Linked DNA regions of Mus musculus: region 2 is linked to region 1. The links are chromatin contacts, found by Hi-C or POLR2A ChIA-PET in ENCODE. All regions are on one chromosome and are shown on one strand. Each heading gives the region's core, a stretch centred on a gene start or an enhancer-like site at or near the end of the contact. The rest is flanking DNA. Distances are from core to core; before and after follow the strand shown. Region 1 holds the start of Gtf2a1 (general transcription factor II A, 1). Region 2 overlaps Ston2 (stonin 2).

Region 1 (4,025 bases), core at 106-2,605:
CTTGGGACAGGCCAGGCAAGTTGATGAGTCAACGGCATGGGTTTCAGATGTGGTTAGTCACTGTGTGCTGGCCAGTGTGCAAATCACAGCACTCTGGTAACATTAAAAACAGAGCAGTAATGTATGTCAGGGAGTCAAATATGTAGTAGTTGTATCCGAGTTCCTTTTCTTTTTTCGTCATTTCTACCACCCTAAGAAGTCATCTAAAGTACTTTTGAGTTGGTAGAGGCTGACTCTTTGGGGCATTTTAGCCAAACCACCTAATAGTTTAATTTTGTACAGACAAACGGCTGGAAACACCTACAGGCGTCCCTAATTCTGTAAAGTAGACAGAGGGAGAACAAAGCTTTCCTAGCCTTTGGACTTATACACAACTTCACGAGGTCTGTCCTTTGCAAGAGGCGCGAACTTCCTCCTCATCCGACCTAAGCTCACGAATCAAAAGATGACTCCGCATTTAAAAACTGTCCCAAGCCCCAGCGCGCGGGAGCCGGAAGCCGCGCCACGTGACCCGCCGTCCCTCCGCAGCCATCCTCCGGGGAAGCCTATCGCTTCGGCGGCTACTCCCACTCCTCCGCTCCACCGGAGCGGCTGCGCGTCCACCCGACGCAGCGCTAGGTACCCTTGATCGCTGGCTTCCCTCAATACCCCAGCCTCCTCCGGAGGACGCCTCCCGGTCCAACCGGTCGCCACCACCACCGCCACGGACCGCTTCCGCCAGGGTGCGGACCACGTGATCGCGCGAGCCATAGGGGGGTGGGGAAAAGGCCGCGGCGCGCGCCTTCTTTACTCCAGGCCCGCGGCCCCGCCCACCCGGCCACCCAGCCGGGGCGGGGGGGAGGGGGGGGAAAAGAAACCTGGCGACGCCCCGGGCGCGCGTGCGCACGCGGTTCTCGCGGTGTCTCGCGCTCGGCCCCGCCCCCCGCTGCCCCCGCCCTTTCCGCCCCTCCCTCCCTCCGCCCTGTCTCTCGGCGGCGGCGGCGGCGGCGGCTCGCGCAGCTCGTTGGCTCGCTATATAAAGGGGAGAAGCAGGCGGACCGGACGGCTGGAGCTGCAGCCGGTGGCGGCAGCGGTGGCGCGGGGAGCGGTGACCGGTGTTGGTTTCCCTCCTCGGCGCCGAGTGGGGAGCGGGTGACGCCCCCTAACCCCCTAAGGGGTCGTGGCTAATTTTTTCCCCCATTTTTTCTTTTTTCTTTAGGCGATTCTCGAGGTTTTTAGCTGCGGGAGGAGTGCCCCCCTCCTCCTGCTCTCCCGCCTCTTACTCCTTCTGGATCGGTTTTGTTGAGAGATTTTTTTTTTTTTGCCCCACTCTTGGCGGGTGACTTGGGTCACCCTCCGGGTCTCAGTTGTTTTTTTTTTTTTTTCTTTTTTTTTTTTTTTTTAAATTTTTTTTTCCTTTCTTTCTATCTCGTTCCCTCTTGTTTGTGTTGTGTGTGGAAATGGCGAACTCGGCAAACACAAACACCGTGGTAAGGACGTGGTGCGGTGGCCGGCGGGGGCTGCGAAGGTTCCGGCGGCAGGCAACGGCTGGCTGGGACGGACGGACGGACGGGCGGGCGGGCGGGGGCGGGCCCGGGCGAGGCGGCGCTCCCGACCGGGTCCCCTCCGCCCTCCACCGCCGCCGCTGCCCGCCGCGGGCCTGGCCGGGCGGGGGGGACGCCGAGGACTGGCGGGAGGAGGGCGGCGGGGGCCGGGAGCGCCGCGGGGCGGGCCACGCAGGCCGTTGGGGCCCTGGCTTGCCGACCCCGGGGCGCGGACGGGCGGGCGATGGCCCCACGCGGGGACCCGGACCCGGCCAGTCCCCGAGCGAGCGGCTGCGGGTCGAGCCCCGCGTCTGGGGAAGCCTCTCGGATACCGCCGAGGCCGGGCGTGCCTTCGGGGGCTCTCCGGAGGTGGTGCTTTGGGAGAGCCTCCTTTGGGGCCGATTTTACTAATCCTCCGAAAGGAAAGAAAGAAAGAAAAAAAAAAAGACAAAAAAATTATGAAGGTTGGAAAGCACTTATCTCGGTTCCTCCCCAGTGGGTAAAATGGCGAAGGGGAAGCAAAACCCCCGCGGTATCTTCGACTAGCCTAAGCACCAGAACAAACAAAGCCTACATGAATGGCCCAAGAGTCCCCGCTTTCGCCTCGAGATTTGCCTACTTCTTCCCGTTGCTCCCTTTTTTAAAAAGGAGCAAAAAAAAATTTTTTTTTGGTTACTTGCGATCACGTAGGTTTGCAAAAAGCAGTCACATAAAAATAACCTTTTAAAAGAGTCACCAACGCAATGTGATCACTAGGCCACCCCATCTCTTGATTTCTTTTTATGACAATAAAGCACAATATTTGTTTTTTTGTTTGTTTATTTTTAAAAAAAATTTTTTTTTTTCATTTTGCCCGGTCCCAAACGCCGCAGAGCAGCCTGCGGCTGCCCGACACTATACCGTTGGCGACTCGGGTCGATCCATCATGGCTGCGGCCGCTTACCCTGCTTTTCAGTGCCTGCGCCTTGTGGTCCTCCTCCCTTTGGCTGCCCTGTTTATATAGAGCCATTGCCGCTCTCTAATATAGACTCTGCCAGGATGGGAAGGTGCTTTTCAGGCCTACGTCACCGCCTCTCCATTTAAACACCAGATCCGGCTTTAAATAGTGAGAGCTGCTGAGCGCGGGGCTGGGAGGTGCGTGCTCCCGAGGCGAGAGGAGCCGGCGTGCGGAGCTCATTTTATTTCTAGGCTCCTTTCACGCCGAGATTTCGCTCCGGAGCCGGGAGGCTGTTGTCACGGACCCGAGTGTTTTGCTGTGGCCGCTAGAGTGTACTGCCTTTGTTTGTAGTGGGAAGTAGGCCAGAATTGCAGCCTCGTTTTGTTCTTTCTCCCTTCCCTTTATAAGAGTTTCATTTTAAATCGTTTTAGATCAGATAAAATGATTTCCTCCCCCCCACCCGCCCCCTTGGAGGAGATACGGTCAACATTCTCGGCTTAAAAAAAAAATGCGTTGTACATTAAATGTTTCCGGAGGAGGACTTGAGTTTGGTGGTGTGTTCTTAATACCCAAGGCATGAAGCTTTTCAAAGAAATAGTGACTGACTCTCCCCTGTGAGATCTGTGCTCACAATCTATTGCTTGATGTGTGTGTAGAGGCACAGCCTAAACTGAGCTTTAAGAATTAAAGATTAAGTGGTGGTTTTAATTTTACCAGTGGCTAGCATGGTATCTAGTATAAAAATCCACCTAGGTGACCTAATATTGTGCCTAAAAATTAGCATCTTCTAAAAGGAACCTTTATTAATCACTTGCTAATGCTACATGCAGTCTCTAATTCGCCAGTTTCAGAGTTTGGAATACTGTTTTAAAAGGACAGATCTAAATGACCTTGTATGCCATAAAGACAAAAGCCTGCTGCAGTGAAGTTTAGAATTTAGCATTTCCCTTTTTCCTTCAACAACGGCGCTTCTGAATGGGTTAAGTTGTAGGCTGGTTGCTGAATGATTAATTACATAGTAGCAGAGAAGGGCATTGCCTGCTTCAAGTGTTGGACTCTCCAAGGAAAGGGTTTTAGGGTAACTGATTTCAGAAACATTAAAACATCTGGTTTGCTGGAAATTGATCCTACTAATTTAAAATTACATGGCCAGTATAGAGTTTAGTGGTGTAGCCTGAAGGTAGACCAGGACAGGGAAAAAAACCAAGGTAGCTTTTGTATAATCAAACGCTGATAAGACTGCTGGGTATGACCAGGAGACGACTTGTGAACAAAAAGTTCCCCAACATCTAAGACCTGGAAAGGCTGTGAGATGGGACAGGCGTTAAATCAAGCAGGGCTAGTAGGAACCAGGAGTGACCATGAACTGTTATTAATCATGATGGTAGACATTTTGGTCACCATCAAGGAAATTACTGGAATTTGTGTTGACTGTGCATAAAGAACTTTGGTTTATGAACTACTTTGCCCAGCCTTACAGTTTTCTGTCATTGTCAAATTTAGTTTACAGTGTCTCAGTATATTGATCAGGCTGGCCTGGAACTCTGATATCCTCCTGTCTTTGC
Region 2 (4,480 bases), core at 611-3,110, 180 kb before region 1:
GAAGGTGAATGTTTCTGTGCAAGGGCTGGACAGTACCATGATAGGTGTGGCTCACATGGCTGCTTCCGTAAAGGTCTCCAGGTGAGTCACAGGTACACGCCGTCCTACCAAGTGCACTGGGGGTGCTATCCACTTTTAAAAAATCACAGGATGCATCCTCACAAACTGCCCTCTCATGAAATGAGCACGAGAGAAGCAGTGTAAGAGAAAAAGAGAAGCCAAGGACGGGTGATTTGCCTTGGGCTTCTGGGAAGAATGCTGCTCCCTCCTGCTCTCCACTTATGGGCGTTCGTGTGTGTGTGTGTGTGTGTGTGTGTGTGTGACTGTGAATGTATGTGTGTCTCTCTGTGTGTCTGTGTGTGCATGTGTGTGTGTCTGTCTCTGTGTGTTTGTGTGTCTCTGTGAGTGTATGTGTGTGTGCACAGGCCCACTTGCCCCCATACTCACATGCATGTGTGCACGTATGATCACCCATGTAGGCACGTGTGGAGACCAGAAGCGGGGATTAGAATTGCTTTCCCTTACTCTTTGAACTATTTTTATTAATTTCGTTGAGAACGTCATACAATTTATTTTGAACCTATTCACTCCCTCTCCACCCTCATCCCTTTGCACCCAACTGTGAGGACTCCTCCTCCTCCTCCTCCTCCTTGCCCCCATCAAGTCTTGTCTTGATGTCTGACTAGTCTTATCCACCTTATTTTGTGAGGCAGGGTCTCGAATTGAATCTGAAGTTTGCTATCTTAGGCAGAAAAGCTGGCTAGAGAACCTCCGGGCTCTCCCGGCCCTGCCCCTCAGCACTGGAGCCACAAGTGTGTGCTGCTCTGTCTTGGGTGTTTTATATCGATGCTGGGGACACAGATTACTTAGCCACTAAGCCATGTCCTCAGGCCCCCTATTCTGTCATCCTGAATGGAAAAGCATCTTGGACTTCAGGAGGGTGAGTCGTTCGTTGGCCAAGTTTGGATGCGGAGCTCGAAAGGCTGTTAGACATTGACATGAGCTGGTCACTGGGTGGAATCCATAGAGAATTTGAATCTGGAGGCATGTATATGAGGGTCTTAGGTTTGGTGATGGGACCTGGGGGGCGAATGAGAACGGCTCCTCACTCCCTGAGGCTCATGTGTTCGGATGCTTAGTTACCAGAGAGTGGAACTGTTTGGGAAGAATTCGGAGGTATGGCCGTGCTGGGGTAGGTGTGGCCTTGTTGGAGGAAGTATGTCACTGGGGGTGGGCTTTGAGGTTTCAAAAGCCCACACCAATCTCAGTCTCTCCCTCTTAGCCTGCTGCCTGTGGATACGGATGTAGCTCTCAGCTACTGCTCCAGTGCCATGCTTGCCTGCCTGCCACCACCGATCCTCCTGCTATGATGATAATAGACTGACATTCTGAAATTGTAAGGGAGCCCCAAGTTAAATGCTTTCTCCTATAAGTTGCCTTGGTCATGGTGTCTCTTCAGAGCATTAGCACCAGCACAGGACCTAATTCTGGGTGAAAGTGAAAGTAATCCAGTAGCGAGTTCTGTGTGTGAACCAGGGTCACCGGAGTTCTGGCTTTTAGAAGACTCAGTCCGGCTCTCCGACTCCACTTTGTTCTTTCCCTCCCCTTTACAATAGAAGAAACGGACTTCTTGGAGACTGGCATTGTCCTGCCTTGTTTATATCATTCTAACCATCTAGTGAGGGGGCTCACCCATAGTCTTGAAAAATCAGTGAACCAGCATCGGCTACCATTTGTTCTCCCAGCAGCCTCGTGTCCTTGGGGAAGTCACCCAGCCTCTAAGACTGAGTCTCTGTCCCTGTCAGCTGGTAACTGGTAGTAACAGCCTGTCCCTGAGGCAGGAGGGGGGAGGGCTCTGCGAGTGCTGCACTAATGCTCTGAAGTGGTTCCCTCAGCTGTGGCTGTCATCGCTTGTGTCGTGCCATCACATTAGAGAAAGGAACCCTGGCGGTTCACATGCCCTCAGAGCCCTTCCGCTTCTCCACAGACTGAGAACCACAGATGCAGGGCAAGGAGCTAATGCAATGCATTGCTCACACTTGTCACTTGTGACGTTCCTTGGTCACTGAAATGCTACATCCAGTGACCAAGCCTGGCCCGTGGTGCGGCTGTCGCTACACAAATCACAGAGGCAGAGACATTCAGAGAAAAATGCAGGCATTTAAAAAGGGGTTCAGGGGGTGGGTCATCTCTGTCTGTGACACTGACCTCATGCTTGCCCTAAGCCAAGCAGGAAGATCCTCCCTGCCCCCTAACATGCGAGCTCATCTTGTCTTCTGTTGTAAATTCAAATGGTGTGGTTGTTTGAAACCACTTTATTTTGATCTCTAAATAATATTCTGGATCTATTAAAGTTTTTTTTATTATTTGTGTGTGTGTGTGTGGGGGGGTACGCATAGACATGCTCCTCAGTCACCCTTCACCTTGTGGTGTCTGTCGTATTTGAGCCCAGAGCGTACCGATTTGGCTAGTCTAGCTGGCTTGTCCCTCACTGTCCCTATCCAACCCCCCACTCCACTACTTCTCCCTCCTCTGCTGGGTTGCAGGTGGGTTCCACACCCACGCGGCATCCATTGGCACAGGTGCTGGGGATCCAACCTCTGCCCCTTGCTCTTGCCCAGTGAGCTCATTGCCCGCTGAGCCGTCTCCCCAGCCTCTGAGACGTTCACAAGTGGCAACTGCGGCTCTCTAGTCCTGCCTCTCATTCTCCAAGTAGACTTCTGCTGGGTTTGCATTTGTGGTTTACCTGCTTTGAATTTGCGGCTTTTCTGTTTCGCAAGAGTTACTGTCAGTGAGTTGTCTACCCAGAGAAATACTATTCGCGGTGGCAGGACCAAGTATGTGCCATGGCGCGGTGTGCTCCTAAATCGATCCTGGAGTGTTTTGAGAAACAGTTTCCAGATGGATGTGGGTGATGTGAGGGCTGCAAAGAAAACATTAGAAACATCAAAGTAGGAAAGACCTTCCAGGGTGAAGTTTTTCTTTCTGTTTTTCCAGTTTGAGGAAGTGAAGAGGGTAGGCTTAAACGGTGGGAAATTTCCACCAACTTGGGAGAAGAAACAAGCAACAGACTTAATTCTTAGCCACTAAGGTGCTAGCACAGGGGTCACAAGGTCAGAGGATCCTGGCTCATTTGTCTGTGGTGACAGGCTCCTCTGCCCCCACTGGGAACGCCTCCCCTGGAACAATAGCCATGTCCCCAGGAAGTTGAAATGCATGCAAACAGTTATATAAATATAAATCACACTACTCTAGAGTTTAGAAGTATACTGTGGGTGTGCTTGTAGACATTTCCCAGATTATCTTTAGTGGGAAAATGTGTGTGTGTGTGTGTGTGTGTGTGTGTGTGTGTGTGAGTGTAAGTGTGTGTAAGAAAAATGGACAGGAATTTCAAAAATTACTCTTAAAGCAGGAATGAACCAGAGATGCAGGTGAGCAGTGGCCATTGAAACGGAGTCAGTTGCTCACATTTTATGATCTGAGAATTCTCTTATCTCATCGTCAGGACACTTCTAACAGACATGCCCTGAACATAACAGCTTTCAAAAAGGAAGGCATGGTGGTGCATTTTAGATCCCCCACCCCAACCCCCTGAGCCTGATATACTGAAGCCCAGCCAGCCCTGTGGACATGCCAGCTGTGCCAAGCCCACCAGGGTGTCTGGCTTCATCCCTCCTAGCTGTTGGAGAACCCTACACAGCCTTGCTTAGTCAGCACTTGGACTTGGGACGGATCTTGTGTGTGAGTGGTCTGGAACGCAACCTATACTCAAGGATAAGGTCACATCAGGCTGGGGTCACTCAGCTGCAACTTTGAGGCCCCCTGCTGTGTGTGTGTGTGTGTGTGTGTGTGTGTGTGTGTGTGTGTGTATGGCTGGCTGGCTGGCTGGTTTTGGTTGTCTGCCTGTGTCAGGATTCTCAGAAAAGGGAAGCAGATCCTCTGTACATTGCTGAAAATGGAAAGAAGGAATTATCGGCTCAGGGTCAGTGGGAGCCACTATGTCTAGCTTCCCTCTGCGGCTCTGGAATGATTCTGTCTTGTTTTGAACAGCCCGAAGCTGAGTGGAGCCCGACGCACTGTTCTGGGGCTGAGTCTTTAACAGGGAGTCAAGAGGTCCCAGGGGGGTTGGCAGTGGCAGTTTGGGCAGGCTGCCCATAAAGCACCTTAAACCACAGATGATGTCGTGTGGGATGTGTGATTTTTCCTAACTGAAGAGATTCAGAGAGCCCCAACATGTGAGAAAAGTACTAGAACTAGTTCCACGGGGAGGCTTCGAGCCATGCATCTTACCCGTGGTCCGTCAGGGAGAAGTCTTCTGATGCAGAACGTGAGAGTGTAGCTGTAACACAGGCTGTGGTGGCACACGCATGCCTTTAACCCCAGCACTGGGGAGGCAGAGGTAGGCGGATCTCTGTGAGTGTAAGCCAGGCTGGTCTACAGAGCTAGTTCCAAGACAGCTAGCAGGGCTACACAGAGAAAC

What was found. A loop is a pair of places that touch in the nucleus more often than their neighbours do. ChIA-PET counts read pairs that join two places held with the same protein, here RNA polymerase II (POLR2A).
Region 2: a map of v-Abl transformed pro-B cells shows a loop between it and region 1 (1.9-fold over the local background). The contact joins the enhancer-like site here to the promoter of Gtf2a1 in region 1. A Hi-C loop is called at or near these places in 1 of 37 maps with a recorded cell type or tissue (v-Abl transformed pro-B cells). POLR2A ChIA-PET finds 5 or more read pairs at or near these places in 4 of 5 experiments (Patski and embryonic stem cell).

Annotation. Positions count from the first base shown.
Region 1 is chr12:91,586,979-91,591,003 of GRCm38, reverse strand. It overlaps Gtf2a1 (general transcription factor II A, 1), which reads left to right and starts at 1,355. Exons shown (of 9, transcript NM_031391.2): 1 at 1,355-1,469. The coding sequence starts at 1,440.
Region 2 is chr12:91,763,949-91,768,428 of GRCm38, reverse strand. All of the region lies in intron 1 of Ston2 (stonin 2), which reads left to right. Among named protein-coding and RNA genes, the nearest start is that of Gm34718, 9.4 kb to the right of the region's middle. Within about 2 kb of position 1,860, at least 2 of the 3 ENCODE cell types and tissues checked have a DNase peak (open chromatin) inside an H3K27ac peak, as active enhancers do.